6 separate regions of the Mus musculus genome follow, and regions 2, 3, 4, 5 and 6 are each linked to region 1. A link is a loop called in an ENCODE intact Hi-C map of the cell type or tissue named here. Cell type or tissue: gastrocnemius. All regions are shown on one strand. Each heading gives the region's core, and the rest is flanking DNA. Links, peaks and the distances in the headings are about the cores only.

Evidence for each region. A loop is a pair of places that touch in the nucleus more often than their neighbours do. Peaks named below come from ENCODE experiments on the same cell type or tissue, not always from the same donor. Only the 100,000 strongest peaks of a DNase experiment are listed, where the experiment ranks them.
Region 2: it touches region 1 in a loop (3.0-fold over the local background); 22 of 42 quality-filtered maps call a loop at or near these places.
Region 3: it touches region 1 in a loop (10-fold over the local background); 25 of 42 quality-filtered maps call a loop at or near these places.
Region 4: a loop joins it to region 1, with 2.4 times the contacts of the local background. A loop is called at or near these places in 21 of 42 quality-filtered maps.
Region 5: it touches region 1 in a loop (9-fold over the local background); 37 of 42 quality-filtered maps call a loop at or near these places.
Region 6: it touches region 1 in a loop (3-fold over the local background); 25 of 42 quality-filtered maps call a loop at or near these places.

Annotation. Positions count from the first base shown.
Region 1 is chr17:26,883,497-26,888,737 of GRCm38, forward strand. It overlaps Gm17382 (predicted gene, 17382), which reads right to left and starts at 2,750. Exons shown (of 3, transcript NR_168075.1): 1 at 2,471-2,750. In gastrocnemius, for the core only: CTCF peaks have their summits at 1,612 and 2,810 (motif pointing left); DNase peaks (open chromatin) are centred at 1,633 and 2,796; H3K4me3 peaks cover 1,773 bases; H3K27ac peaks cover 1,581 bases.
Region 2 is chr17:26,449,785-26,455,025 of GRCm38, forward strand. No RefSeq gene overlaps it. Among named protein-coding and RNA genes, the nearest start is that of Neurl1b, 38 kb to the left of the region's middle. In gastrocnemius, for the core only: CTCF peaks have their summits at 2,009 and 3,014 (motif pointing left); DNase peaks (open chromatin) are centred at 1,343, 1,999, 2,796 and 2,998; H3K4me3 peaks cover 409 bases; H3K27ac peaks cover 3,004 bases.
Region 3 is chr17:26,657,484-26,662,724 of GRCm38, forward strand. No RefSeq gene overlaps it. Among named protein-coding and RNA genes, the nearest start is that of Atp6v0e, 16 kb to the right of the region's middle. In gastrocnemius, for the core only: a CTCF peak has its summit at 2,911 (motif pointing right); a DNase peak (open chromatin) is centred at 2,933; H3K27ac peaks cover 474 bases.
Region 4 is chr17:26,673,628-26,678,649 of GRCm38, forward strand. Atp6v0e (ATPase, H+ transporting, lysosomal V0 subunit E) reads left to right here and starts at 2,769. Exons shown (of 4, transcript NM_025272.2): 1 at 2,769-2,951. The coding sequence starts at 2,848. In gastrocnemius, for the core only: a CTCF peak has its summit at 3,330; DNase peaks (open chromatin) are centred at 2,766 and 3,064; H3K4me3 peaks cover 2,815 bases; H3K27ac peaks cover 3,161 bases.
Region 5 is chr17:26,792,909-26,798,149 of GRCm38, forward strand. No RefSeq gene overlaps it. Among named protein-coding and RNA genes, the nearest start is that of Bnip1, 14 kb to the left of the region's middle. In gastrocnemius, for the core only: a CTCF peak has its summit at 2,019 (motif pointing right); a DNase peak (open chromatin) is centred at 2,010.
Region 6 is chr17:26,460,373-26,465,613 of GRCm38, forward strand. No RefSeq gene overlaps it. Among named protein-coding and RNA genes, the nearest start is that of Gm34455, 41 kb to the right of the region's middle. In gastrocnemius, for the core only: a CTCF peak has its summit at 2,439 (motif pointing right); a DNase peak (open chromatin) is centred at 2,473; H3K4me3 peaks cover 1,273 bases; H3K27ac peaks cover 2,781 bases.

The sequences.
Region 1 (5,241 bases), core at 599-4,598:
CAGCTGGACTTAGCCAAACATTTTGGGAAGCCATTTCTAATAATGAATGTCTTCATGAAAGAACAAGCCACCTGGTGCAGCCCGGGTGCCATTTGCAGTTTAAGCTGTGGCTGGGAGTTTTAGGGATGTTGGATTAAGTTGTGTTTGCTTGGGTGTCAGTGTCAGCCTTAGTACTGAGAAACCACGTGACTTCTAAAAACCGCTCTCTGTAGCCTTGGGGTTCATGCTTGAAAGGTGAAAGGCGCCACCTTCTAGGCATTAGGCAAGTCCACCGGGTGACACTGTGTGTCCTGTGACACTGTGTGTCCTGTGACACTGTGTGTCCTGTGACACTGTGTGTCCTGGGCTATGCTCAGTACCTAATTAACCAGACTGCCTAACACAGAGCAAATATTTACCATAGGACACAAGGATCAGGGGACTGAAGGCTGTACAAGTGAAGACCTGAGACTTCGGAGCTCAGGAGCGCTCTTTCTCTCTCTCAATCTCTCTCTCTCCACTTTCCCCTCTTCTTTTCCCTCCCTTTGAAATGCAAAATTTCTATAGTCTTTTTCCCAGTTACCATCCCCTGGGAGCCTCTGGAGACCATTTGATGAATGCTGACCCACAGGATTGTCTTCTTCACACACAGGGGACACCCTTGCCAGCACAGCGGGCGTTGTAGTGGCATTATGGGCAACCCTACATTTCCTCCAGACAGCGAAAGGATGCTGTGAGCTTAAAGCAGAATCTAGAGAGGAAATGCCCCTGCTATTTCCCTTAGCAGTTTGTTTTGTTTTTCAAGACAGGGCCTCGATGTATAGCCCTGGCTGTCCTAGAACTAGCTCTGTAGACCATGGAACTCACAGAGATCTGCCCACCTCTGTCTCCTAAGGGGTTAAGGGTATGCGGCAGCACTGACTGGCCAGCAATTCAGCTTTTATTGCTACCTAGCCTACTTATCCCAGTAAGCCTTCCTCTTGGGGAGTGTGTATTCTCTAGATAGACACACTTTCCGAGTTTTTCCAGCCGCTTTCCTCAGTGTGCTACAGCTCTTTATCATTATAGCGTTACATACTCCAGTAAGCACGTTTGACTTGCCTACCTGTGTCACTTATTTTTTTTTTTTTAATTTTAGAGACAGGGTCTCCTGTAGCCCAGGGTGGCCTCCATCTTACTGTGATGCTAAGGATGAGATCTTGTTCTGAGCTTTCTGACTGCCCCTCCTGAATGCCACTAGACCCCGTTCACTTGGTGCTGGAAACAAACCCAGGGCCCCTTGCATACTGTGAGCACCCTGCCCAGTGAGCTATCTCTCCAGTCCCTTGTGGCCTTTCAACTTCCCTCGCAGGCCGACGGCTCCCTCAGGCAGTCTCTGCCTTAATGTTTGGCAATTTACTAGTTTATTTCCAAGAGCCTGCCTGTTCCCAGCCAACAGCATTCTTGGGCTCAGAGAATTCCCCATCTTTGTTTTGCAATGAGGGAGACGGCGCGAGCTTTTCCTTTCTCTGGAGTTGCTCTGTGAGTGTCAGGAGCAGGCTGGCTCAGTTTATCTAGGATTTGACAGTCAAGGCTGGGAAAGCCAAAAAGATAGGTTGTCGTCCAAAGCACAATGTCGCCGACCTTTGAGAGCGCGTAGGAACTGCAGGGCTGGGAGGCGGGGCCTGTGCCACGGGGAGGGCGTGGCGATGAGGAGAAGACCGCTGTCCCTATCGGTTTGGAGATGGGTCTGGGAAAGCTAGGCAGCAGTCCCCAAGCTGCTGCTGGTCTCGCTTTAGTTTCGTTTTTAAAAATTCTACTCATATATCTAGTTTATTTCGTTCTGTGGACAGGGAAGCCGGGTGGGGGTGTGTAATACCCACCACGTGGCTGTCTTTTGCTGGATGGCTTAAAGGCATCAGTGCTAACTTTCATAGCAAAGATATTGCAACTGCTGTCTAATAAACGGAAAACCTAAGGCCCAGAGATACCCAGTCACTGGCCCAAGGTCACCCTAGTATCAGATGCAGATGGTTTGAATGGAGCTTTGGTGCTTTCTAACCTTGTCCTGTTTGCTATGTCAGGGCCATCTCCAACAAGACTGTCAGAAAAATGAGGAGCAGAGCCCAAGATGATTGGAACATCCTTTGTGACCCGAGAACCCTGCTACTGTTCCCAGAGCTCTGCCCCTTGACCCTACTGAGGCTCCAACAGACTGGCACCAGGTAGGTACCAAGGCGGCCAGGGCCCCATGCATCCTGGTACCTCAAGGGCAATATTAAGCAATCACAAGGTGCCAGCTGTCCTGTGGCTCAGTTGTGTCTCCCACCCCAGTACCGAACTATCCTCTTGGTAGCAACGTGTGCTTAAAAAACTCAGAAAGTAAGCAAAGGAAAGGCAAGCAAATAAAATTTCCATATTCTTACATCCCAGATATCATCACTTTGCCGCCGCCGCCGTCATCATTATCAGTAACAAATGATAGAATGCATTTAAATGGCAAAACAGTTACCTCAATATCACAGCAAGCAGAAAAAAGAAATAACTTCCTGGGAGTCCTTCCAGAATTTTCTTCAGTCATGGACCTGGGGACATATATTTAAAATACGCCTGTTGGACCGCACTGGGAGCACCTCATGTCTTCGGTTTTTCTCCCGCGACGTTTGCGGGACCCTGTCCCAGCACAGTTGCCTGGGAAGAGCATGCCACATCGGTTTTCCCGATTTTCTTCCGCATTCGCCGACACGTGAGTTCCACGCTGAGCACGTGGGTCCTAAGCAGCACTGCTAGAGAACCAGTTGCTGGCCCTGCGGTCTAGCTGCGGCGCTGGGGCTGCGGACTGCTGCCCTCTCGTGGCCAGTCAGGGGAACGCCTCGAGAGTCCCAGCCCTCCAGGATCTCACCCATTCCCTCCCGCGGCAGCTCAACAGCCTGCTCTTGGTGCCCGAAAAGGACAGAATCTTCGTTCTTCATCTCTCATGCTCACCCAGGGGCCAAATCTTGCCTCAGTGAGGCAGCTGTGAAAATTAGTTGGAGCAAGGATGCTTGTCAGGTACTCCTAAGTTGGGGAACTCAGATAATGCCAGGTACCTGCTGGGTGTCCCGCACAGTGCTAAGAGACAGGGGATTCCTTATGCTTGAATTGAACCAGCAAGGGCAGGCGCACTTAGCTTTGCCGCGTGATTAGCTAAGCTGAATGCTAGCATCTATTACCTTCCCTTCATCTACCCACCTAACTAACTCACCCATCCACTTATCTATATATCTATTCAACTACCCATGGGTCCTTCTTCAGTCATTTACAATTCTTCCCTGATTATCAACATACTGAGTGCTGAGTTCTGTCACTTTGGATACGTTTGACGTTCACTTTCCACAAATTTAAACTGCAGGTAACAAAAGCTAAGTTAGATGTCAGACGAGAAAGCAAAATAATGTCCATGAAATCCCTCGAGTACGGGATGCTCTGTGAACAGCATTTGTCATCTTATGGAAGTATCTGCTTTTGTGAGGAAGGCGGGATGCAGGTTCATGCAGCTGGGGCACACACTGTTGTGTGATTGTAAGGCACATACGAGCAGAGCCATTGTGTGTAGGCCGAAGGCTAACGCAGTGTGAAGGGAGGGCTGAGGGCTTGGTCTGGCATCATTAGCCTGATTCTCAAGAGATGGGACTGCAAAACAGAAGAGGAGGTGCCTGGAGAAGGGATACCTCAGCAATGATGATTGTCAGCCATGGAACCCCCCACAGCAGGTGGGCCCCATTCCTGTTGGAGGCTGAAAAACATCAAGAGACCTGATTTGTAAGTTTTTTAAATGATATTATCCAGGAGTCCTCTGTGAAACCAGACAGAAATGACTTTATCAGCTATTCTCAACCTGTGGGTCGAGACCTCCTTGGAGTCGAGCCACCCTTTCCCAGGGATCACTTAAGGCCATCTGCACATCAGATGCTTACATAGTATGATTCATACCAGTAGAAAAATTACAGTTATGAAGCAGCAATGAAAATAATACAGGGGTCACCACAGCCGACTGCAGAGGCGGAATTCAAGATTCTGACTGAGCGGGGCGTGGTGGCGCACGCCTTTAATCCCAGCACTCGGGAGGCAGAGGCAGGCAGATTTCTGAGTTCGAGGCAACCTGGTCTACAGAGTGAGTTCCAGGACAGCCAGGGCTACACAGAGAAATCCTGTCTCCAAAAGCAAACAAACAAACAAACAAGATTCTAACTGAAGCAAGCAGGCACCTTCTGCTTGCCAGTGATTATGAAGCGTCCTCTTCTTCATGTGCCTGTGAGGTGGGGCCATTGCACATGTGTTTGAGGAAGAGTCTGAGGGTCAAAGAGGGTAAATAACTCACCCAGGACATCCCTGACTTCTCTCATATGCTTCTTGAAGGTTTAACTCCAGGCAAGAGCTACCTCGCTCTTCCTGAGTCTTTCAGGCTGGCCTGAGCTCTTGCTTTTCCAAGACAAGACTTAAGTGGCCCCTCTTTGTCAGGAGTGACTGTCAGGATTTCCTCTCTTTAGAAGGGAACCTGAGCCTCAGCCCAGGCTCCCCCAGCTCTCCAGTCCATTGAGTAAGACGATCCCTGGGGACTTGATAGGGACAGAGGCATGCTTCCTGCCCTGGGCTGTCTGCTGGAGGCTTACTGGCTTTTCTTTGTAAATACTCTCTGAAATACTTTAGTATTTCATTTGATTTAATTGCATGTGTGTGACTCATGTGCTGTATGCATTCTGGGTACCATGCACATTCCTGGGCCCCTTGGAGGACTGCCACATGGACGGGAACCAAACTGGGCTCCTCTGCAAGAGTAGTGAGTGCTTTCAACCAGAGTCGTGCCTCCAGCCCCCTTAAAGCAACTCTTTAAAAATCAAAACAGTTTGATTTTACAAATAAGAAGAAATTAAGAGCTCAAGCCGTTATTGCAGATAGATCTGTGTTCCAACAAGTTGTCACGAGGAAGGTGACAGCATCTACATCTAGGCAGGCTGGGAATCTACCTTCATAGGGGCCCTTGGGGGAAGTAGAGGCATGGGGAGTGGACTGCTCTGCGAACCAGGGAGTAGCTGCTGCTCTGTGACTGAGTAAGAAGGCAGGGGCAAAGCCCCCAGCAGACAGAGGGATGGGCACATTGCAGGGAAGGGCTAGGCAGCCTTGATGCAAAGGAGGGTAGCTACAGGAAAAATGGCTGTGCAGAGGGAGACATTTGATATCTGGGCCTAGGGTAGCAGGGAAGCCACGTGGAGTGAGAAGAGTAGGGCTTTCTTAGGGTCCCAG
Region 2 (5,241 bases), core at 471-4,470, 430 kb before region 1:
AAACAGTGTGTCTCTGTCATCTCCAGCTCAGCTCCACCCTCCAGGTTTCTGTCTTGAGTTCCTGCCTCACTTTCCCTTCATTAAGGACTGTGTTATAAAATGAAGTCATCTTTCCCTCCCCCAGATTGCTTTTGGTCATAGTGGCTTTATCACAGCAATGCAAGGAAGTCGTCAGTGTCCCTCCTGGTCTTGCACACTTGTCCCTGCCTTCTCCAGTTTCTCTTTGAGTGTGCAAAGCCCCCACCACTCCTGCAAACAGACTCTGAGCCAACCCTGGGTTTGGCCATCTTACATGCACACAAATTTCTCTTTCCCTCGCTCTTGAGGTTCTGCACGCTGAGTAGCACACAGAGCTAACAATAAGGGGTCATTTAGTGAGCACTTCCTACACGTGAATGACTTCCATTTCATCCACCGGTCCTCACAAAAACTCTGGAGTAGGCCCTGCTGCCACTAAAGAGAAGCAGGACCAGAAACAGGAGTTCTCTACCTTACTGTGTAGCCGAAAGCTTTCTTCTCTGACTTCTTCATTCTGCTCCAGCATCTAGTCCTGGTGATTTTACCAAGGCAAATGAATCTTCCAAGGAATTTCATCACAGCCTTCACCCACCTCCCCAGGTGTTCTGGCCCTGTAGGGAAGCAGAGGAGGAGGAGGCTCGATGAGGGCAGGGCCTGCAGGTGAGGCAGGCTTTGAATGGACTGGCTCTTTTGCTGCAGTCCAGCTGACCTGTGGCTAAATCTCCAGTAGAAAGGAAGGAAGTGAAGAGAGTGGGGAAAGAGAAGGGAGAAAAGAAAGAGAAGAAAAAGAAGAAAAAGACCACTCATTAATTTGAAACACAGATGGGCAAAGAGAAGCAGTGGCCATATCTGGACGATGATGTACCATTGTGCCCTCCCAGAACCAGGGTCTCACCTAGGCTTCCTATAGGTTCAGCCTGGTTCTGGAAGTTGTTTTGACTTCTACATGAAGATGGGAAGAACTCAAGTATTCCGGGCATCCAGTTCTGGAAACAAAACTTGACCCTGACTATTAAATACATCCAGAGAGGAGGTACCAGCCCTGGTCCCCTTTTCTGCCTGCTGTCCCAGATGTGGCCCGCCTAGGCCTAGGCATCTTTTCCGAGGCTGTACATAAGGCCTATTACTGCAGCCTCAGCTGCCCGAGCAGCACAAGATCAGCTCTGGAGTTGCTTGGCAGTCCTGGAGCCTACACACTACTCCACCCACCTCCTGTGTGAGACCCTCTCCACTATCTCAAAAAAATCACTCTGCATGTGACAGCACCCTGGAGCCATCTATGAAAGGGAGGCCCCTCCCTAAACTCCATCTTCTCGCCAGTAGGTTGGCATACTGCCTGGGGCTTTTGGTGTCAGCTAGCACAGGGCCTCTGGGATCTAGCATGGTGGATGAGAGAGCATGAACACACATTCAGGTCCAGACCTGCTTCTGGGTGAAACCCCTTCCCTCTCAGCCTAGTTGGATCTCTGAGGAAAGAGAGGCATCCCCCACCTTGTGGGTTAGGTCACAGTGATGCCACATAGTCAATGCTAAGTACAGGACTCTATTTTATCCTGATTTCCATCCGTTCTATGGTTTACCCACAGTCAACCTTGGTCTGAATACTACACAGAACACTCTGGTAATAAATGACCCACAGGCTTACACTGTACATACATCCTTCCAAGTGTCCACAATGTATATGCTACTCAGCCAGTAGCCACAGTGAAGTTAATTGGCTTGTCAGATCTGCTGTCGTGGTAGGGCAGGGCTCTAGCTGAGTAACCCTCAAATACTTCACAATGGCCCCAGGTGGAAGCAGTGAGCTGCAGACAGGAACATGGAGGGCACATGGATGCTGCAGGCCAGAAGGAAGGTGCTTGCAACACAATGCTTGCATTTGCCCCCTTGGGGTGTTAGGTGTCTCTTTTTGGATAAAGAGGACTAGGCAGTTGTTTGTTCCCCCAGTGACAACCTGCTGGGCTATACACAGCTCTGCTCCCTGCAGTCTACCACCACGTGGTGGAGCTATTGAGTTCTGTCCCACCTCCACCAAACCGGTCTCTAAATTTAGCGCACCTCCTTCCCACAAAGAATGAAACCAGGGTGCTGAGACAGGGGCTTACCAGGCCTGCTTCTGAGCCTGCTCTGGCCCCGTCCCCTTGTTTGTTTTGGTTCCTGGTCAAGAATGCTGGTCCAGGCCTGGGAGGCTAACCTTCTGACTCTGGAGGGAAAGTCACACTTTTGCTCAACTCCCAGGAGCAGTCTCGAATTCCAGGGGAGGCGTGGGAAAGGCCAGGCCTTCCCCAGCAAAGGCAGTGGAGCTGCCTGAAACCCAGTCATTGCTTCCAGCCTCTGCACTGCTCCCAGGGACAGCCAGCCCACTTCAGGGGGATGGAAATGAGCCGAGGGGAAGGTCTCATGAGCCAGCACAGGATAGACGTCAGAAGTTGCTAAAAGGGAATCCTTCAGACACTCCCCCTGCTCCCTCTCAGACTCCTCCTTCTCTGTGCCAATCTCACCTCCACACAGGCCCCCTTTGGCTGTGCCCTGAAAAATAGAGACACCTTTTCACAGGGGCATTGCTTTAGCTACTGTGGCGGTGATACAGAGGCCGAGGCTTAGGTGAGCCTCTTCTAAGGTTTCAGAAAAGCCAGGCACTAGAGGCAGGCAGCTTTTGGCCAGCAGGGATACTGTCCTGAGTCCCACCAGCAGAAAGGGGCTGCCCGGCCAAGGAGCAGACAGGTCAGCAGGTGGGTGCACCACTGGGTCTGGGGCAACAGTCCAATTTGGCATTCTCCTGCCTCATCAGGCTCTTCCCCAAGATGTCCTCAGAAGCCATTCCCTGACGGCTCTTAAGCAGGTTTCCTCCCTGAATTGACACAAGGGCCCCTGCTCAGGGACAGCCCACACTTAGGCCTCTGGAAAGCCATAAAGCTGAAGTTGGAAGGGGTTTCAGCTTTTTGAAGAGAGGCAACTGTGGCTTTTTGGAAGATGAAACATCATCTCCCTCTAGTGGACATGATGAAATGTGGCGCCCCTCCAACTCACATAGGCAGCTGGCTCTCTGATCAAATCCAGATCAACACTTCCACCCCACCCAGCACCCTCCAGGTGTCACCCTCCAGGTGACACCCAGCAATCAGGAAAGTGAAAACCCAGTAGTTGGCTTTGCAGGTTGGTGTTTTCAGGATGTGGGGATATCAGGGTGACTTGGAGGCTGTTTTTGGATGGCCTGGCACGGTGGTGGGAGCCTACTGGAGAAGCTCAGACCCCGATAGGATCCCAGGATTACCACACCCTGAAGGACCAGGAGGTGGGTCATGCACCTGGTCCTTGCCTCAGGTCACTGGTCTCAGGCTCACTTTAATTCACCCAGCCTACCTATGCCAGGAACCTTAAAGAGAGGCAATGGGAACACAGACATAAGACAGCATATTAGGAGTGCTAAATGTATAGCTTTAGCGACTGGAATATGAATATCCCAGAACTTGAGGAATTTGTGACCCAGTGATTCAGAGGCATGGTCTAGTGTGTGGCAAGTTTCTGCTGGGTCACAAAGCCAGTTACTTTTCAGGATGATAACTGATAACATGCGTGGCTACCTCTGCACACTAGCTAACAACAAGCAGCAATAGTGCCAGCCTGCCCTCTCAGGGACACAGTGGCCCTCGGGCAGATAGGCCATACTGAAGTGGAGACTTCTGGTTTCTTTGGAAAGTCAGTTGTGTCAGATAGTGTTTTGCTGGGGCAGATGCCTGAAGGAGTGTTTCCCTGAAGAGGACACAGGTGAAAGGATGTCTCACTTAGGCAGACTTGTGAAGGAACATTTCACTGGGACACATGCTGTTTAGAAGGATCCAACCGACAGTGGATGGTGTTGAGTGGGAATGGTGTGCCTTACCATTGCTCATCATTTGTCAGGACCCGATAGAGAGAAACACACCAAAAAACTTCTGGTGGTGCACTGGTGGCTTCTTGCTGCTTCCGTGGACTCAGGCAGGTTGTCAGAGTGATGTCAATTGATAACAAACTCACATGGAGTTTTGCTAAGAGAGACTCATGTGCTGAGGCAAGACACATATCCAGGCAAGACCCATAGAGGACACATGACATTTGGAGGGAGTATAAATAGGACCCAATGGACAGTGACGGGGCTTGCCTGTAGAGCTAGCTGTGCAATGCTTCTTGGTCTCTCGTCTTCAATGGCATATCGTCGGTTCACTGAGAGAGGCACAGCCAAGAACTCCTGACATCCCTGGTGGTCCTGTTTCTCCTGCTGACTCGTGCCTAGTCTGCTGAGGCCTGGCTGTCTCTGCTAGGTTGAGCCACCGCTGCTGCTATCCTGACACTACTGAACTGGACTGCTGGTGGATCCGTGAAGTGTTTGCAAGTGGATCGAGCTGCCTCTACTGACCTATGAACTGAACTGCTGATTTCCTGACAATGCAGATGAGATTTGCTCCAAAGAACATTTTCTAAGCAGGTCCACTTCCCCCGTATCCTAGTAACCTTTCTTTTCTACTACCTCTGGTGGATGGTGGGCTAGAAGGGAGGTTAAAGCATTTAAGAACCATCATTAAATTACATTTTGAAAAATGAAAGCTTACACCATATCCTCCAAACATTAGGCCAAAAGCCTCTCTCTCCAACACCACAGTGACGGGTCTGAGACTCACTCACAGGGCTTGCTTGGGAATGACATGAATGTCCCAGACACACCAAGCAAGAAAAAAGTCACGAAAGCATCTGTGTGATATGATGTCATTAGAATAAATATTATACCAATTTAAAACCAAAATAAAATAGATAAACAGATGTGGGGCAATGGGCTATGCACAGACAGGCTAGTCTCCAGTCAAGCCGAGGTTGTGAACCCCGGTAGAACCTGGTGGTGATAATTCACCTACATGAGGTGTTCCCTCATGTCTCCTGGACCCCTGGCTCCTGTCGAAGTTACTGCCCCACAGCCCCCACAGGAGAAGCTGTGGCTAGTAGTCACATAGACAATGTCCCAAGCTTCTGACCTTCAGGCTAGACTCCTCCCAGTTACCTAGCAACAGTAAAGATAACAGCCCACCATAAGAGGGACTGCTTGGCCCCATCTCACTCTCTTACTCCCCTTACTCTCCTCTCTCTCCTCATCCTTTCTCTCTCTCTCACCTCTTACTCTCTCTCCTCGCTCTCTTAAGCTTTTTACTTTCCTTATTCTCACTCTCTTACTCTCTCTCTTACTCTCTCTCT
Region 3 (5,241 bases), core at 462-4,461, 230 kb before region 1:
TTTAACTATGGGTACCTTAGGGGGAGATCACCCTGGGAGGAGGGGAGCCTGATGTGACTGAGCCACGGGTGAGGCACCCAGGCTGGCAGTCCGTTCACCCATAGAACACTAGTTTTACTAAAGTGTTTGCTAAAAACAAAAGAACCATTTCCCGTTTGTCCTCAAGCAGTAGCGTTTCCAGAAATTTTGAGAGATCTACCCTGGGATGCCACCTGTCTGGAACACAGACCACCAAGGGACTTTCTCCGTGGATGCTCCTTGGAACTGGATCCATGAACTGACAAATGTATTTGAAGTTGACATAGAACATGGAAGACTGAATCCTAGCCAGGGGCCCTGGGCTGCAGTGCTTCTAAGAGGCAGTGGTGAAGGGGCATCCCAGGGAGAGGTTCAAGTGCTAGGCGAGATGGGTGTCATCATGGAGGAAACCTGGGAAGAAGGGAAGTGTAACAGGACTCAGAGGAAGGAGGAAGAGGGGAGGTCAGTCACGGTAAGTTGCTTTTATTTACTAGAAACAATGACAGGCCATTAGAGGTCTAAAGCCTTTTTTAAGAGAAAAATTTGGGGGTGGAGGGGATGGCTCATCAGGGAAAGGAACTTGCTACTGTAGCCGTCTTTGCTACTTTGTGGGTTCTTTTCCCCACCCTTTATCCCCCCAGTTTCCCCTGCTATCACTACATAGGAAAGGATAGCAGGGGGAGACAAAGAGAGATCTCAATCTATTTTTTTCTTGTTCCTCCTTTAAGCAGGACTACTAACAAAGTGCAGCCAACCCCCCACACCCCACTCCTGTACAACCACCAACCACCTGCACTGCCTCTTGGGGCCCTGGCATTTATACACCTTCTGAAAAGTTCCCAGAATTCTAAATATCACACAATCGCCGAAACCATTTGCAGCCAGCAAAACCGTGCCTCTGCTAGAGCACGAGGCAAATCATAGCTGCTTCGGACAGTCAGAAGCAGCCTCGCATCCCACATCCCCCAGCTGAGATTAAAGTGAAAGCACGTTCTTTTATTTTTGTGTTCTTAAAGAAACCAAAATTGTCACTACAGCTACCAGTCCTGATGACCCACATGATGGAAGAATTAGCCCCCTCGTTGCCATGGTATATAATGTATGAATGTATATACACACAAGTAAATACAGAAATGAAAAATATTTAAGGGCCAGTGAGATAGCTGGTGTATACGATGACCTGAGTTCAATCCCAGAACCCATGTAAAGTTGGAAGGAGAGAGTATGTGTGTGCTTCCGTATGTGTGCCATGACGCTTGATCACCCTCCCATATAATAATAAATAAAATTTATCTTTAAAAAATTATTTTAAAACTTGTTTTCGGGCTCGAGGTGTAGCTCGGTGTTACAGGCCTCCCCCCACCCCCAGCACAAAGCAACCTGGTGCATGCTTCTCGAAGGTTCGTTATCTGAAGATAGACATGGTATCGTGCGAATGTGAATGGGAACTCATGAGGGAGGGCATTCTCCGAAGACCCCTTTTCCTCCCCGCAGCTGCTCCCTGCCAGTTCTTTGCTGGTGAGGTCATGCATTTCATTCCAACCCATCACTGGGAGGACTTGGCATTCTCGGCATGCCAGGAAGAAACAGAGGCGTAATCACACCCTGGCCACACAGCTAGCAGGTGGTAAAGTTGAAATTCCAACCCAGATCGGCCTGACTACCGGGTTCTGAGGAAGCACGGGGCGGGGGGGGGGGGGGCGGGGGGGCGGTTGGTGGTTGTTCCTCAGCCCTAACGTCATCTGAGCAATGTCAAAACAGAAAGCCAAAACGGAGGAGAGTCAGAGCAAGAGGGCCTTTTGTCTCTTTTCTTACAGTTCTCATGTGGTAGTGACCTCCAACCATAAAATTGTTTTTGTTGCTACTTCATAATTGTAATCTTACTGTTATAAATTGTAAGTGCTTTCAGAAGCAGAGTTGCCATTGGGGTCGCGACCCACAGGTTGAGAACCATTGCGTTAAGCCATCCTATAAGAAAGTGGGAACATTACAGAGTCAGAATGCTTCCACGTCTCCTATCAAAGCTCTGTGCCAGCTTTGTGGAGATGCCGAATAATCACTACTTGATTGAACATTGGAGGAAACCAGCAGCAGGGACAGATCTGAATGTACAGTAGAGGAGGCAAAATAAGGGAGCCAGAGAATGGATGAACTCACTCCCATGAAGCTCTGCTGTGAGGACAACTGTGACCCTGCTGGGCACAGTCATGCTGGCACCTGCCCCCAAGTCTCCATAGAAACAGAGAGAGTGACTGATGGTAGGCCCCGTGGTACAACTTTAATCACAGTAGAGGCAGCCGATAGCAGCCTTTCCCGAGCCCTTCTGACCTGGACACACTGACAGTGGGTGGTACTCCAGTTGCCATGGTCTCTTTAACCACAGTAGGACACTTTGTCCAGGTGGAGCCTTCCTCCAAAAATCTCCAACACAGGTTGCAGAGGCGTCTAGAATAAAGTACTAAACCGGCCCCTGCAGTCCTCAGAGCTCCAGTAAGACTGGCTTTGGACAATTTATCTTCCATCTTACCAACTCTGATAAACTAGGACTATGTACAGGACCAGTGTGAAGATGGCTTTGGGCAAGACATCTTTTCTATATCTAAAGGTCTCCATTTGTTAAGGAAACATTACAACCTTGTATCTAGAATCTGGCACAAAGTAGGTTTTCAGTCCATGCACCATGAATGGATGAGTGGCAGGGCTAGAGACGACGAACGAATAATACTTTGCACAGAATATCACTTGGGTTCCTAAGATGAAAACAGCAGAAACCACAGGCCCTTTCCCTCCCTCCTCACTACTACAGTGCTCAGGACAGGTGCCTCCTTCACAGCTCAGGCAAACCCAGGAAGGACCAAGACTTCACTCCCAGAGGATGCGCAGCGTGTCTCAATCTGACGAACCTGCAGGTGGCGCCCGCGCTACCAGCAATCTTCCAACAGAAGAGCAGAGCTCCGGTGCAAGGCTGAGGAGGGGAAGGCAAGGACCCAGAGGTGGGGGGGGGGGGGGGGGTGGGCGGCCATGGACTCAAGACGGTGAGCTGGCTCTTCCCCAAAGCTCTCACTCGGTTTAAAAAAAAAAAAAAAGGTATAATACAAAAAATAGAAATAAACGGTAGAGAAAGCACACTTCACACTGTCTCCCATCGTGGCGCATCGCACCTATTTCCATCAAACAAAGCTAAGGGTTTACATAATTGTGATTAATTTTAGGAGTCTGAGCGCTGAGAGCCAGTCCTCAGCATAAAAGCCTAAATGTGAAGAGTACGTACGGTAGATGCAAAGGCTGACTTTTGGACTATCCTGGAGTGAGCCAGCCCACACATCTGATTTTCTTAGGAAGATTGATTAGAACTGCTTTGTGCCAGATGCTGTCCTGAACACTCTAGGAAACCCATTTAATTCTCACGACAACCTACTGAGATTATACCTACTCTACAGATCAGAGAGTTAGGACTATAAAACTGACAGTTCCCATGTCCAGCAAGAAAGACACACTTGGGACCAGGTATGGCTTTATGAGCCAAGCAAGGGCTAAACAAACAACGGAGGGGTTGGGGGCGGGGGGACATTTAGGGAGAACATTGGTTCTCCCTAAAATTCTTGGAAGGTGAGAGAACACTTTTTTAAAAGTTCAGATTTGAGGGATCAGGAAGTGTAAGTTAGTGGTAAGGTATGTGTTTAATATGTTGTTATAAGTTCAATCTCTAGCATCAATAAATTACATTTTAATTTAATTTAAAGTAATGCAGATATAACCCTGACCTTCCACCATGTGTTTTTATAGAATTGTATGCAATAGGACCCAAATTTCTGCATATAGAACTTCTTAGTAATTCTGAAGAAGCCAGTCAGATGGCTTTTGAAAGGTGTGTCATGGTGTTTAAAGAATTTGGACAATTACAATCAGCCTGTCACATGGGTAGGGTTCACCCAAATTAAACTAGACACAAGTAGAAAATATTTAGATTTTTTTAAAAGTTCATCTATACTGAATATGTACAGATTTTTTTTTCTTTTCATGTCCTAAGCAATACAGTATCAAAACTCATACAGCCTTTACAGTGTACTAGTTGCTATATCTAGATATGATTATGCAGGAGGACATGCATAGGATATACATATACATATATATGCCAAGTGAACATTATGATGGAATGGACTTGAATAGCCATAGATGGAGGTTCTGTGACCAGGATGCTGAGAGCAACTGTGCAGTATATATCTGTTAAGTTTAAACCCTGACTGAGGTACCTACTTAACATATTACAGTGCACCTGGCCTCCAGGTTCTCCCAGCACCCCTCAGGATGCTTTACATGGTATGGCTGGCAAGCCCTGCCCTCTACCCTGAAATCAAGCTGTGCTGCTTCCCCCCAGAGACTCTTCCCTATATAATCCAGACATTCTGGTTACCCACCCTTCCTTTTTGTACCTTTGGCCTCCCGACTGCTGCACTTGGTTCCTCTCTCTCCCTTCCTCTTCCCCTTTCCATCTTCCCATGGTTCAGGGTCAGTTCTAGCCTGGACTCTTCCAGCTATGTCCGCCTCTGGCTATGTCTCCCTTTTATCTACAATAAACTTTCTCCTTCACTGTTCCTGGGAGCAGTCATGTCCTTTTCTTTCCTTTTTCATTTTTCTTTCTTTTTCTTTTTCTTTTTCTTTTTCCATTTGAAACCCATGTAATTTCTACAGACTCCTTTGTGGTGGGAAAGGGGGGGTGAAGTTTGGGGGTGAGGTGTTTGGGAATGGAGAGAAACTAAAAAGACATCATCAAGGAACTGGGGCTGCATGTGGCTCAGTGATAAAAGGGTTGCTGGGAAATAGGAGGTGGGTCTTCGTCTTGATAAAAATAATTTTTGTTAAAATGGACTCAAAAAGAAGTTGAGAACCATCTTGTGGGCTGTAAATCTCAGCTGTGGCAGCCGGGAGGAGAGATGTAAGAAAAGGCCAAGAAAAGGTTGCAGGCTGGGCAACGGAGGTCTCAGAGCAGCTTGTGCGGGTGTGGGGTAAATGGGTGAGGGAAGAGCTGTCTTCTGGGAATAATGCCCGAGGTGTCATGGCAAGCAAGGTGGGCTTTTAGCCTAGTTTACTGGGCATCCTCCCTTTCCTTTGAAATTTTACATTTTAAAGAGGGGCAATTTGCAGTGCTTCTCTATCTTAAAATGGGTGTGTCATCAAGGAAGCAGGAGGTGGGAGGCCAAGCAGATTTGGACAGAGTCCATC
Region 4 (5,022 bases), core at 1,023-5,022, 210 kb before region 1:
AGAAAGGGCCACCTACACTTTGGTTTTGTGGCTTGTCTACTGTGTTGTCTTTTGAATATGTTATGTAAGCCTCTTCTCCTTCCCCCATCTTAATAGATTTTGTCACTTAAAATAAGAAACCTTATGGATAAAATACTCATCACATAAAGAAGGGGCTGTAGAGATGGCTCAGTGGATAAAAGCATTTGTTGCTCTTGCGAAGGACCCATGTTTGTTTCCCAGCAACCCCTATGGCAGCTCACAATCATCTATAATTCCAGTACCAGGGTATCCAATACCCTCTTCTGATTTTCAAGGGCACTAGGCATACATCTGTTGCATAGACATACATGCAGACAAAAAATATTTGCAAACAAAAAATCTTTTTGAAGTTTTGTCTTGTTTTTTTGAGAGAGAGGCTCTGTGTAGCCCTGGCTGTCCTGGAATTTGCTTTATAGACCAAGCTGGTCTTGAACACAGAGATTCTCCTGCTTCTGCCCACCCCACCCCCCCAAGTGGTAGGATTAAAGGCATGTATTAGCACACTTGGCAACATAGAATAAATCTTTTAAAAGAAGCAAAGAAAACCATCACATAGCTCCTTACTGTATGCTGTGTGAACATTCCCCTGGAACAAGGCTCAGACAGGAAGTAAAGGAAACAAAGAAGACTCAGGAATCCTCTGAAAGTTACAAGACTCACAAGACCCCTTCCACAAGTTGTATGAACAGTAACAATTGCTCAGGGTAGGAAACTGGCCAACCAAGCTGCTTGCAAGTTGTGCAGGGAATTCCAGGAATTTCTATGCCACCCATACTCCTGTAAGTAACTCTAATATTCACTGGTTCAGTAAGGTAGACTTGTGTAGAATGAAAGATTTGGTTTGCCATCCATGCCTTATCTGGGGGTGAATGGACATTTGTTCCTGTATACCCAGGAAAAGTCACATAATAACTATATTCTGATTATTTGTACCTCTTACCAGTAAATTCAAATTATACTCTCTCCTAGGAATTGGTTTGTACCAACATATTCCAATATAAATGTGCTTTGTGAGTTGCTACATAGGCATCCAAATTCCATGAATTTTGTTTGTTAGTTAGTTTGGTTGGTTGGTTTTGGAGACAAGGTTTCTCTGTATAGTCCTGGTTGACTAAAAATCTCTCTGTAAACCAGGCTAGCCTTGAATCCACAGAGATTCACCTGCCTCTGCCTTCTGAGTGTTGCTTTTAAAGGTGTGTACCACCATCACCTGACATAAATTACATGACTATTTTAAAGAAACAAATTATTTCAGATTACTAATGGTGAGCTGAGTGACTATCAAGACATGACCAATAGATGGACCTCCACTTCAAATTGAGTTCTGAGTCTAGTTTGGCCTGTTCCTAACTGCATGGTTCTGCCAGCCTTCACCTTCTAAATTCTGGGATTAAAAGTATGCGGCCACTACAGCTGGCTCAGTTAAAGTCTGAAAATCATTTGCAAAGATGGTACAGCTGCTGAAGGGTCCAATTAATTCAGGAATCCATTCTACTTGATGAAGAAATCAGGAGAGGTGGCTACTACGGGGAAATGGATCCACAGCCAGCACACTGGATTCAGCTGCCAGATCTCCCTTTTCATCTTGCTCTGTCTGCAAGCTTCTGCAAAACCAACCTCAGCTCAGCATGGTGCTTCACTGGCAATCCCAGCATTTGGGAGCTGTTGTGTTCCTCATAGCAAGTCCCTGGCCCCAAGGGAAAAAAAAACCTCCAAGAATTGCTCCCCTCCTCTGTGTCTCAGGAAGTTCATGGTGCAATGAGCCTACAATTCTGGCGAGCCACAATGATATTTCTGGCTAATTCCTATTCTTGTTTGTTTGTTTGTTTGTTTCGAGACAGGGTTTCCCTGTGTAGCCCTGGCTGTCCTGGTACTCACTCTGTAGAGCAGGCTGGCTTCGAACTCAGAAATCTGCCTGCCTCTGCCTCCTGAGTGCTGGGATTAAAGGCGTGTTCCACGATGCCCGGTGATAATTCCTATTCTTTTTTTTTTTAAGATTTATTTATTTATTATATGTAAGTACACTGTAGCTGTCTTCAGACACACCAGAAGAGGGAATCAGATCTTGTTACAGATGGTTGTGAGCCACCATGTGGTTGCTGGGATTTGAACTAAGGACCTTTGGAAGAGCAGTCGGGTGCTCTTACCTGCTGAGCCATCTCACCAGCCCCGATAATTCCTATTCTTATTGAAACTGTTGTGACAACTGGCGGGAATGCAAAGTAGGGCCTGGTCATCCTCAGCTGTCCATCTTCTCTGGAGATGTGACCTCTCTCAGATGGCTGTCAGATTTACTTCTGTAACTCAGACCCTGGCACTCTGTACAAGACACACAGCAGCACCAACGATTAAGAGCCTTACAACCGTGAAGTTACTTACAATGCGACTGTGATTCTTCACTTGCAGCAGAGATGGCGATTGTGAGTAGTTCATGGGCTATGGAAGAATGCAAAGCAGGAGCCTAGCATACAAGACTCTAGAACAGTAGTCCACTATTGTAGGTTTTACTTATTTATGTCTGCGCGTAAAATATAGATAAAACTGTAAATGACACATCACCAAAATGGGCCTAAGTTCTTTCCAGAAAACTCTGCTGGTCCCCTCCCCGGTGGCTGGAGGTTCATCTCAGTCAAGCCCCATGGAACCACAGCCTTGAGACTAGCCAGGTAAGGGCGGGGCTCTAGTCTAAGGGGCGGAGTCCGACGGTCGAGTCACGCCGCGCGCAAAGGGCGGGGCTTTAGCGCGCCGATCACGTGAGCCTCTGTTGACACTTCCGGGTGGGACGAGAGCGAGGCTCCGGACCGATTCGGCTGCTGGGGCGCAGGCATGGCATACCACGGCCTTACTGTGCCTTTGATCGTGATGAGCGTGTTCTGGGGCTTCGTGGGCCTCCTCGTGCCCTGGTTTATCCCCAAGGGTCCTAACCGGGGGTAAGTGCGCCAGGTCCAAGGTGGTGGGAGCGGAGGACCCCGGTGGGAGGATCACGGAGAGAAGGATCGTACGTGGAGGACTACGGCGGGAGGATGAGGCGGGGTGGACCACAGAGGGGAGGACCGCATGCGCTCCTCAGAGCCTGTCAACGTCCCCGGCTGGAGGGTGAGGTCACCTTTGGCGGCCCCTCCCGGAAGTGAATTTTAGGGAGTGCTTTTTGTCTTGATGGACTAAAAGTGTGCACTTCGACTGAAGAGAAATTAGGGCGCCTCCCAAGCCACTGTCGCTGCTTTGGTTCTGTCTTTGATGCACGGGAGGCTTTTTGCCTAAACCTCAAAGAAAGGGATCTGAGAACAGAAATCTCCCTCTCGCCCCCTTGCTGTCGCAGTTTCGGACTCAGACAAGCTTGATGCAGAGCGTTAAGTTCAGCCTTTGCAGCTAGTGGGCCCAACCCAAGCCAGGGTGAGCCTGATCTAAACGAGGTTAAATCACCCAGAGCTGAAGGCATTGTGTAGAAACCTCTGCGTCATACCTTCCAGGGCGCTCCTGCCCTTACTTGTAAACAGTATTTACAGTGGTTGGCCAAGATTTTCATTCCCCCATCTAAGGTTTGCAGAATACCGTTTTCTCTGTTTGGAGATAAACTTCTGTATTGCAGTGTAAAAACAAACCTTTTCAGAGGAGCCTAGGGCACCCTCTTTCTAGTTCCTCTTTTGAATTAAGTAATTTTTTCCCTCTCACTCAAGATCATGTGGAGGTGACACTTGATCTTAAGTAGTAGTGTGTCAGAAACGTCTCTTGCTTTAATGGTTAGACACTGAATGGTGGGTACATAGTGTTTAGCTCCACAACACTTTGTAGAGTAGACAATGTTTACTGAGTGGGCCATTTTGATTAGAGAAAGTTTTACTGTGGGTTTCTTTGTTTTGGGGGGGCTTTGGGGGGTTTGTTTGTTTGTTTGGGGGGGGGGTCAAGATAAGGTTTCTCTGTGTAGCCCTGGCCATCCTGGAACTCACTGTGTAGACCAGGCTAGCTCAAACTCAGAAATCCACCTGCCTCTGCCTCCCAAGTGCTGGGATTAAAGGTGTGCGCCACCACGCCCAGCTGAAGTTTTACTGTTTTGTGATATTGGCTTCTATTACTGTCTGGAATACACTGACTTTTAACAGTGTTTTTTCTATTAGCCTAAGAAAGCACTTTTAAAGATGTATGTATTATTTTATGTATATAAGTGTATAGCTGCATGTATGTAAGGGCATCATGCGTGCAATGTCCACAGAGGCATTTGGATCCCTTGGAATTGGAGTTACAGATGGTCATTAGCTGTCACGTGGGTGCTGGGACTTGAATCTAGGTCTTCTGGAAGAGCAAGTGTACTTAACCAAAGAGCCATCTCTCCAGGTCGCAATTAAATGGCTTTTGAAAGGGAAATGATAGGTGAATATCTGTCCTTTGCAAGCATCAGGGAGGCTCCACTTCTCAGTAACAGTCCTACAGCGTCATCTGCGGTTTACAGCAGCTGATGTGGTATCTGGGCTCTGCAGTTATCAAAGTAATTTGTAGTAACTGAGTACTGAGTCCATTTAGACACTTTTTTTTTCCTCTTGGAGTTAGACAACAAAATGTCTCTGTTGTGTTTAAACCAACCCTGTTCCGTTCCACCACTGTCTGTCTTTCTGGCCTTCATCCCAGAATAGCTTTCATTAACGTGCCTAGTTTGGGCCACTCCTTTCTTAAAACTCTGTTCTCCCCATCCTGGCATCAGGTGCCCCTCCTGTTATGCAGAGTAATGAAACCCCTGGTGCTCACCACAGTCAGGTTCTATTTGACCTGCAGTGAGATCATATCTGGGGCCTATTTGCAGCCTCCACTGCAATCCTTGTTTTTCTTGCTCTTGGCAGGATTGAGCAGGTCTTGAAATGGTGCCTCCTAGGAGTTATAGGCTTAGAGTTTAGGAAACACTGCTCCAAGGTGACTGAGCTCTTGTGACCTTGGAAGACTTAGTTAGCTTTTCCATGTTCCTTGGTTTTACTGAAACATGGATGTTTTAGGATTAATTAATACCAGGTC
Region 5 (5,241 bases), core at 476-4,475, 91 kb before region 1:
TGCCCCATGGGTGGAAGGGGAAAAGCAGCTCCAGGGAGCTGTGCAGCTTTGGCGTGTCTCCGCATACGCACAAAGAGAACAAAGTTAGCACGAAGAGAACAAAGTTAGCACGAAGAGAACAAAGTTAAAGAAGCAGGGAGCATCTGCTACAGGCTGATCCCTAGACATCACCAGACTTGTAAAGCTAACATGCTCTCTCCAGCATCAACAGAAGAGAGGTATCAGCAAGAGGGACTGCAGAGAGCTGCACTGGAGCAGCCCGTACCGGCATCTCCGAGTGCCCAGATGGGTCTTTCTCCCAGCAGCCTGGCATGGCCTGGGGCATTGCAGGGTACTCTGTGGCTCCCTTCTCTCTGGTCCAGACTAAGCATGACAGAGTGAGAAGCCTGTCCTGTTGACACCCAGCTGTGCCCAGTTCTGTCCATGCCCCAGGTACAGGCTCCCAGCTAGGTCAGCCCTAGAGGTTCCCTATGCTGTCAGTCTGGCTGGCATTGTCCTTGAAGTTCATAGCTTGTTCATAGCACTGGAGGCTCTGGGAGGTAGAGTGAGTGGAAGATCACAGGCCCAGAACTGGAAATGTTCAGACCTCATGGTCCTAAGCAGTTTACCTTATGTTGCTGTGATTTTCCCTGTCCACACAGTGGAAGTCAGAGTCCAAACCAGGCTGGTGTGAATGAAGGGGAAACAGGAAGTAGCTAGCGGGTGTGGCATATGTTAAGAGTCAGAGCCTTTGTCGTGAAGGGACAGGTCATCTTGGGACCAAGTGTATGCTGTTGGCTGTATACATCAGACTGATTTACTGAGTACATTGTAAGTGGAAAGGGATGTGTGTGTGTGTGTGTGTGTGTGTGATGGTGGGTGATAGAAATTCCTAGCCCAGTAGTACAGAATCCCACACATTCAAACTGAACCGTCAGTCTCCTGACTGGGAAAGCTCCTAAGGCAGTAGTAGTGGATTGCATATACAGAGAGTGTGCACTGGGCAGACCCAAGTCATTGGTTCCATCATGGCAGTATGGAACAGAACCACCTGAGATTTCTGTAGAGACGGTGTGAGACTAAAATCCCATGAACTGTTCAGTTCTGCAATTTTCCATTTTATATTTTTATCTGTGGTTGGCCACAGATAGCTAAAGCCATAAAGAGCAAAGTCACAGATAAGGTATGTATGTAAAGGAGGGCTTAACACACACACACACACACACACACCACATATATACATACACACACACCCCAAGTACACACACACCACATATATACATACCCCAAGTACACACACACACACCACACACACACACCACATATATACATATACACACACCACACCACACATACACATACCACACACACCACATATATACATACACACACCACATATATACATACACACACCACATATATACATACACACCCCAAGTACACACACACACCACATATATACATACACACCCCAAGTACACACACACCACATATATACATACACACACCCCAAGTATACACACACACACATACCACACACCACATATATACATACACACACACCCCAAGTACACACACACCACATATATACATACACACCCAAGTACACACACACCACACACACACACACACACACACACACACACTCATACATTCTTAATTCTTGACCTCCAAAGGCACTTGGAGGTGCAAACTATACACACAGATTATAGACAGATTAATCTGAGTGCAGTCGTGACGGGAAGCTCCCACTCGGATTCCAGCCTTAAGTGTGGCAGGTGGGAGCTTTCAAGCAGGGATTTGTCTTGTCTTAACATTTCTCTTTACTCTCCCCACTAATTGTCAACATCCTCACGCTGTGGAAATGTGTGGGCTCTGCGTTCCCTAGAAGTGTCCCTTTGGCCCTTTTACTTTGCCTTCTGAAACTAGAGTCTGATTTGACCTATTGAATCACCAGGACCTCATCTTGAACCTCCACCACAGCCTGACTCTCCCTCTTCAGGTTAGCTGTGCAGAAAATGGCCTTCCACACTCAGCCAGGAGGGGGCAATGTCCACACTTACTCTGCACTCCCGAAGTAATAGAGCTATCTCCAGGGACTGAAATGCTCTAAAAGCTACCTTAAAAGGAGGGAGGGTGAAAAAAAAGACAACTAAATGCACAAGACCCCTTCGTGTTTTGGTTGGGCTATGTTCCATAAGTTCCTTTAATATTCAATTAAACAACAAGGCAAGCTCATATACTACATTTTGATTGGCCAATTGGTGCAGCCTTCAAAGGGCTGTTCATTCCAGAGGTGTTTTGCTAAGCATCTAACTTATCTGTATCGACTGTATCTGAAGCTGCAGTAGTGGACAAGCTAATGTGAGCAGATGTACATGCTAAATACGTCCTCAATGTGTCAGAAAATGCAGCGAGCTTTCTGTATCTTTGGGTTCCCCATCTGCAGATTCAATCAACTTTACATTTAAAAAAAGAACAATTTTATACTGTACAGACTTTATTTGTTATGCCCTGGATAGGACAGTGTAACGAGTACTTTTCTAGCATTCGCACTACTTAGGATGCCAAGCAAGAACCCTGAGCACACAGGGCTCTGAGGCCCCTTAGTACAGGGGAAAATGGATCTGCGTGTGGAGCATCCGGGTGGAGGAAAGAGGGCAGCTTTGCAATATTAAGTGTGGTCAGGGCTGGGTGCGGTGCTGTACACCTTTAATGCTACCACTCAGGAAACAGAGGCCAGCCAGTCTGGTCTACATGCTAAGTTTCCTGCCAGGCGGGGCTGCATGGTAAAACTCAATCTGGGGGGGGGGCGGGGGGAGGGGTCAGCTGATAGAAGAGGGGCAGCCACCCAGCAAGCCTGGGGAGTCTAACCAGCTCTCAGGTAGTACCCATCTTGTTTCCCCCCACTTCTCTGTCAGCTCTCTCTCTCTCTCTCTCTCTCTCTCTCTCTCTCTCTCTCTGTTATTCATCTTCTGCACTAAATGCCCACTTAGATCAAGCTCCGTCTGCTTGGCCCTGCACAGGCTCTGAGAGCCCAGGTCCATGTACCTATAGCTTCAGTTATCTATAGGAAGTCATCTATAGGAAGAGCATCAACAGCCCCAGAGTTGTAGAACAGATGAGCCTCCTCAGGGGCTCAGACCGCAGGCACCTCTGTCTCTATGTACTGCTCCTGCCAAAACCACCTAGCCCTTCTCTAGGCTCCTTCTTCCCCAACACACTTCTTCCTGGAGCCTGTTAGGGGTAAGGATATGTCATCCCAAAATGTGAGTGTGTGAGACTGGAATAATCTACTCAGGGTAGACTTTTCTGGGGGCTGGAGACATGACTCAGTTGTTGCTCATCCAGAGGACCTGGGTTCAGTTCCCAGCACCCACATGGCACCTCACAGTTATCTGAAGTCCTCTTCTGACCTTGGTGGGCATCAGGCACATACGTACATTCAGGCCAGACACTCATACACATAAAATAAATCTTTTTTAAAACATTGCTTGTTTGAAGATGGAGGTCTATGTAGCCCTAGCTGTCCTGGAACTTGTTCTGTAGACCAGGCTGGCCTTGAAATCAGAGATCTGCCTGCCTCTGCCTCCCAAGTGCTGAATATATGCTACCATGCCTGGCACTTTTTTTTTTTAATTATTGAAAATGGACTGAAGAGATGGGTCAGCAGTTAAGAGCACTGACTACTCTTCCAGAGGTCCTGCGTTCAATTCCCAGCAACCACATGGTGGCTCACAACCATCTGTAATGGGATCCAATGCCCTTTTCTGGTGTGTCTGAAGAGAGCAACAGTGTACTTCTATACATAAGATAAATAAATAAATAATTTTTTTAAAAACTTAAAACAATATCTGGCTATATCTGTGTGGCTACTCCAGACACCTGACTCCCTGAGTGGTACTTATCTATGTTAAACAACCAAAAGTCACCATCCATTTCCAGGTCCTCCTCTTTTGGCTCCTTGTGCACCTCAGATGCTGGAGGAAGGTCAGTCACTGTCTTGGTTTGCAGGATTTTCATGTGCACATACAAACCAAGTGTGGTTTCCTCCTGTCAATCTGTTCTAACTTAGTTTATAGCCTGGCTGGAGATCCTGGAAGTAGGACAGTCATGCTCTCCTTCATCACTGTTCCTTCGCCCACTCTATCTTCTTGAAACCTTGTAGCAAACCAGGAAGCAAGACTGCATCATTGCTACTGAACCAGTCATTTTGAACCTTCACATTGCTGGCCGTAGATGACCTCTAATGCCGGGGGGTAGGGGGGGCTGGATTCTGCAATAGGATTCAATTTAAAGGTCCTTTAAGGAACAAAGATATTTTAAAAGGCTTGTTAGGGGGATTTTTCAAGACAGGGTTTCTCTGTGTAGCCCTGGCTGCCCTGGAGCTCACTCTATAGACCAGGCTGGCCTCAAACTCCTCTCTTTCTTGAGTGCTAGGACTAAAGATGTGTGCTGCCGTGCCCAGCTTGAAGAATTTTTTAAAAAATAACACAGCAATATAAATTATTTTTTTCTTCCTGGGCTAACAGTGGTCTTCCCTGAGCCAATGGTGGTCTTCCCTAGGCCTCTACTCACAGCTTTGCCCAAGCTACGCTTGAGCAAGGGCAGAATAAAAATAGCTATAGCTAATCTAAGAGATAGATGGTCTGGTGGTGCTGTCAGGGATGAAGGACTGCAGCCTGGGGCTGGGAAGTGTTATTAGACCACTGTCCCTACAGCCTCCAACAGTGGGCTCAGGCTACACGAGTCACCCGGGGACCCACAGCATTGGGTGTGGTGTTTATGTTCTTGGCTCTTTAAATGGGTCATGGTAGCATGGTCAGGGAGACCTGAGTCCTAATTGTACTCTCACTGGCCTGTGTCCCGGGGCTGTATTTGTCTGTACTTGTCCTTGTCTGTGACTAAGGCACCTCTAGACAGTAACAGTGTCTCAGAAGTCCTGGGAGGATCATAGGATGAATACAGCAGCTGCTCGTATGCCAGCTGCTCCCAAGTCACTTGTGCAGAAACTCTTATGGTCACCACCAAGCAGAAGCAAATGGCTTCGTTTCTCTTTCTCATTTTGAGTAAAATGTGCTTAAATAAAGAAGCTGCTGCTGGGGTTGGAGAGGAATCAGGACCAGGTGTGATGGGTAATCTTTGGCTGTCAACTTGATTGGATCTGAGATTAACTAAGATGCCTCAGGGTGAGGCTATGGGGGGACTTCCTGGGGAAGGAGTAACTGAGCTGGGGGCACAGTGTGGCAGAGCCTTCTGGGA
Region 6 (5,241 bases), core at 845-4,844, 420 kb before region 1:
CCAGCAATGGCAAGGATGCTAGGGAGCTACACAGCAGCTGGACTTGAAGCCTAAGTGTCCTGCAGAGAGACTGGGGGTGAAGGGGACAAAGATGAAGACATACATTCTCTCCCAGGTTGCTGAAAGGAGGCTGGAGAAACAGGCGGTTGTTAGAAGGAGTTTTCTGTAGGACTAGATGGTTGACCATTAGTAATGGCAGAAGAAACAGGTGTTGTGGATAAGGAGAGTCAACACAGTGACCTTCTAGGTAGTGTTGAATATTTAAGATACATGGCTCCTCCCAACAAGTGCAGATAGAGCCCTAAAATCAAAGACAGGTGGGACTCACCCCATCCCCAAAGTCTGGGCACTCCCAACACATTCTGAACAACCAGTGTTCCAGTATAGAAGCTAATAAGCTTAGAGAGTGGAGCTACTGCTGGTTTTGTTGATATCTGGGACCTGGCTCGAACGCTGGATTCCGGATGTATACATACAACACACTTTGTGCTCACTCCTACAGCACCCCCCCCCCACACACACACACACTGCTGGTTCCCTTCTTCTTCCCAAACATCCTGGCTTCTGCTTCTATTTCTTCCTCTCGATAGGAGAGAGAGAACACGTCGTGGACACTGTCTACTCTTATTCCAGACTGGACTGGACTTCAAATCACCTAGGACACACACCTCTGGATGTGTCTATGAGAGACAGGGACCCTGTGTCTCCAACGCAGCTGTCAGAAGGCTGGGGCTCACAAGGGCCTCTCAGGTCACCCACTGGTTGCTGGCGGTTGGCTCTGAGAGCAGAAGGCACAAGGGAGATCCTGGGGTCACGCACGCAGGGATCAAGGGTGAGCACTCAAAGGATGTGAGAGCATGAACAGGGATGGAGGTGGATCAAGATTGTTGAGCTGTGGGTGTGTAAACTGAGGGTTAGTCTGTGTGAGTGTGAAGGAAAGCAGGTAAGTTAGGCATTTGAGTGTGTGTAAAGAGTGTGTAGGTGGCAAAGGACACAGTCATAAGCATGGACTGTGTATATGTGGGTATTCATACGATAGAATGTGTATGTGTGAGTAACTGGTGTTGTTTAAGTGAGGTGTGTGTGAGAGAGATAGAGAGAGAGAGAGAGAGAGAGGTATATGGAATATGGATATGGTCTCATCCTATAGCCCAGGCTAGCCTAGCATTCATGATAATCCTGCCCAAGGCTTCCTATGCTGGGATTACGGGCCTGGGCATCTTTGTGTGTCTTTTGAACTTACAGCTCTTTTCAGATTTTAACCCATGTAAACACTTGAGCTCTATGGAAGGAAGCAGCTTCAGGAACCCACATGGCGGCGGCGGCAGCAGCAGTCTAGATGGCTGAGATGTATATACACCAATAGCGCTTATTATCAGGAATGGTGATTGAGGTTCGGGGTATCTGATGCTGGGCTACTGTGTGCCATAAGAATGAACAATGGAATGATAGAGCAGCGACTCAGACGTGCTGCAGAACCTGGACGCCGCAGTTCCAGAGGAGGCGATGGAGCTCACTGAAGCCCTCTCTTCTGGAGACACTGGGGGAATCCCATCTCACCTTGCCAGCTTTCTCGGGTCCTCCAGCCTCACACCATGCTGCGGGCACAGCAGCTCAGCAGGCCTGCCCATCTCTTCCTGCCCTCTTTTCTCTCTCCTTCCCTCATTACTCACTCTCTCACCTACAAAAGTCCATCATACATCATACATTATACATGCTCCATTCCCCAGTTACACATGTATACACACCATATTGACTTACATGCTCAATCCATCACACATGCACTCTCCCCTCAATTACACACACACACACAGACACACACACAGACACACACACACACACACACACACACACAAAGGGTCTAAGAGTTGATCCTTTCTCCTGGGCCTTTGCTGGGTTTTTGGCAAGGTGCTCTTGGTCAGTAAGAACATGATAATTGGTGGGTGTGCATGCTCATACACACTCAGCCCCGGTGGCATTGATATTGGTGCTAATCCACTCACAGGGGCAGGGCCTCTCTGACCTAAAAGAACACAAAGGCCTCAGCTCCATCAGGGATATGCTAGGCCTCAAGTTCCAGCATATGAAGTTAGGAGCCACACTCAGACCTAACTCCCGCCTACATAGCCAAACACCTGGGTCCCAGAACCAGCCCTGGCTCATCTCCTCAGCAATTTCTCTCACAGTAGGACCCTCGCCTCTGTCAAAACAGCCACCTCCACTTCCAATCCTCTCCTGGGCCGGAGAGACCCCATCCAGAGTACGTTAAACTGTGGCCGTTGCCTGGAAGGATGCTCCTCCAGGTTCCTGCTCTCAGGGAGTGTAAATTGCCTCTCTGTCATGCATATCTTCCTCTTTCCTGCCTATCTTTGCTCCATCCTCTCCTGTTTTGTCTAGCTGCAACAGCCTTGAGTCACAGTGACCATACACCTTCAGCCCACCAGAGGGCGCTATAACACGGGAAAGCACCTACCTGATTTCCTTTCCCGTTGCACCCTCTCTGGCAGGTGACAGTCCAAAATCCACAGGCGGCTGGAGAACCCTGACTGGACCAATGAGTCTGTTAGTGCAAGCTGCCCAGTGCAGCTTCCCAGTGTGTATGCCTTTCCCATCCCTCCACAAACCCTGGGCAGAACGTTTGCAGTTTGACATGTGACATGATTAGCCCGAAATTCCTTTTCCTCCTTTGAAGCGTCAGGAGCAGATTTCTTCTTGCGGAACGTTAGCAACAACCTCAGACTGCCTTTTCCTTACCGTATATGAGTGAACCTTTTCACCTGAAGGGAGCTCTCCACAGCCCTCTGTGAGGCTTCCAAGTCGCAGCCTCATCTCGTCCCATTATTAAGTCTGAGAAGGGTCATCTAATGGGAGCACTGGCAGGATGCACAGTTGATCTGAACACCAAGACCATTCCTCAGTAACTGTGAGCATAGCCCACAGCATTGAACTCGGCCAAGGGATGAGTCTTATCCCAAGTGGTACAGAGTGGGCTAGTGTGAGATTCCAATATGCTGCTCTCGAGTTCCGCTTTCTGAATATAGTAACTATAAGTGAGGGCTGGAGTCTAATGGAGTTGAAGGGGTTCCACAGTCAGGAGGAGAAGCTAGGCTCCTGCGGTCTCCTCCTTCAAGGATAAGCATACTTGGTAAAGAGAGACCAAGCCATGGCTTGACCCCTCCCGTGCTACCTCCCATCCATGCCCAGAGGACAGCCTGTCCCTCAAGGGGGTGGAAGGATCCATGAAGCCCATGAGAACTGGGCCCCGGACACATCGGGGAAGGAGCATGGTGCTGGCTCAGCAAACATCTGTGGAAAGAGCCAGGTGGCAGGACAGTTCTGATCCCTCCCGTGCCCTGAAGTCCTTATGACCCCCAGCAGTAGGTAGCCTGCTGTTCTTCACATTTGAGGATAAGAAAGCTGAGCCACAGCAGAATCCAGTAGAGCTCCAGGCCTCTACCCATACTTCCTCTGTCTGACCACCAACTCTGCAACCTGGCTTCCTTCATACCAGTGATTCTCCAAGAGTGGTCGCCAGGCAGCAGCAGCCTCCACTGCCACAGCAGCAACAGCAGCAGCAGCAGCAGCGTCTATACTTGACAGAGTCTAGGGCCTAGATGGGCCACACAGTTCATGCTCCAATGTGCAGACAGCCATGTGAGCCTCTGTTCTGTATCAGCCCTCTCTGGGATTTGGGAAATACACTTGTGAGTGGAAAGATTCCAAGGTTCTTAACAAGTCAAGCTGCTGCAGAAGGTCGGGGCTGGTGGCCTTGGATGAACAGAGCCCTATGGTTAAAAACCCCATATAAGCATTTCTGTTTCCATGGCAACTTGAGTTTATCAGGCAGCCGGAAGGGCTGGGAAGGACTGGAGGATGCTCAGGTTCACGCCAAAAGGTCAACATACAGGTACTCAGACCAAACCCCTCCCCTCCAGGGTGGGGCCTGGGAAGCTGCCGTTTGGACAGAACCTGTTACCACCCAGTGCAAGCTAACACTGGGGACCTCTGTATCCATAGAAGGCTTCAGACTAGACAGACTCATGGGGGCTGGTTTTGTGACCAGGTACAAAGCTTACCCCACTATACCCTGAGATTCCTCTCTACAGAAGGTAGTCCTGGCAGGTGAAGGAGTTGGATTCGGAAAGCAGATTAGCTTGGTGCATCTAAAGGGGGAAATCAAGGTAGATGCCGGGCAGCGAAGGTTAAGCCGTAGACTCCGCAGACCACGGTTTTCAAGCCCTGGGGCAGTACGGAGCCATGGAGGAAATGAGCCCCAAACCGGTGCCATCAAGTTTGCATTTTCCAGAATTACAGCCTGAGTGGGGCTGAGCTGAGGAGGAAGAGGGAGGGGCTGTGCTGGTTAGCTCTAGGCTACACTGTGTAGGTTCAAATCCCTGCCCCACCCAATCCCACAGTGGTGGGAACTCGAACTATTGGCTTAACCTGTTAGTGTGTTGGGGGTCTAATCTGTAAAAGGATATGAAAGTCTGATGATAAGAATTCAAGGACCCATATGAAGCCCGCAGCCTGCGTCAGTGCTCCATCGGCAAAGGTCTTATTGTTCTTCCGTGAGCAGAAGCAGGAAGCTACGTACCATGGCCAGTGTAAGCACTCTGGGGACCAAGGCAGGTAGCGTGGTCATTGAAACCCTCCGAGTAGCTCTGGAGACAGTATGGCCCTCTGTCACATTAGAACAGAGACTCCCAACCTCTCAGAAGCATAGACCGCCTGCTAGAAATGTAGAGCTGGCGGGAAGCGTGACCCTGTCCCCCGTGAGCCCTCAGCCCAGGCCTGCCCACATGACCCAGCTTCCTGTTTGTGATACCAACATTGGAGGGAGGAAATCAACAACCCCACCCAGGGCTAGAGGGCAAGAATGTGGATGTGCTGACGTCAAAACTTGTCCCAGTTCTGAAGAGATGGGATGGGAAGGGCTTCCTGCTGAGCTTCTGAGCTAGCCTGCTCTGAGGGAGCTGAGGTGACCTGTGACAGCCCACTCAGCTTTCTCTGTGGGGTGCTGCAGGGGTGAACTCGTGTCCTGCCACAACACAGCTGTAGGACCTGGGCAAACACGTTGCAAGTCTCAGTCCCGTGTGTATAAGGGAACGGCAATGCTAATGGAGCAAGGGTACCCATCAGGTCTGAGAGAAGCCCTCCCTCAACCGTGAGCCTTCTCCTCACTGAAAGAGCCACAGGAGAACCTTGCCTTCAAGAAAGATCCAAGCCCCTCCTGGGGTGAAG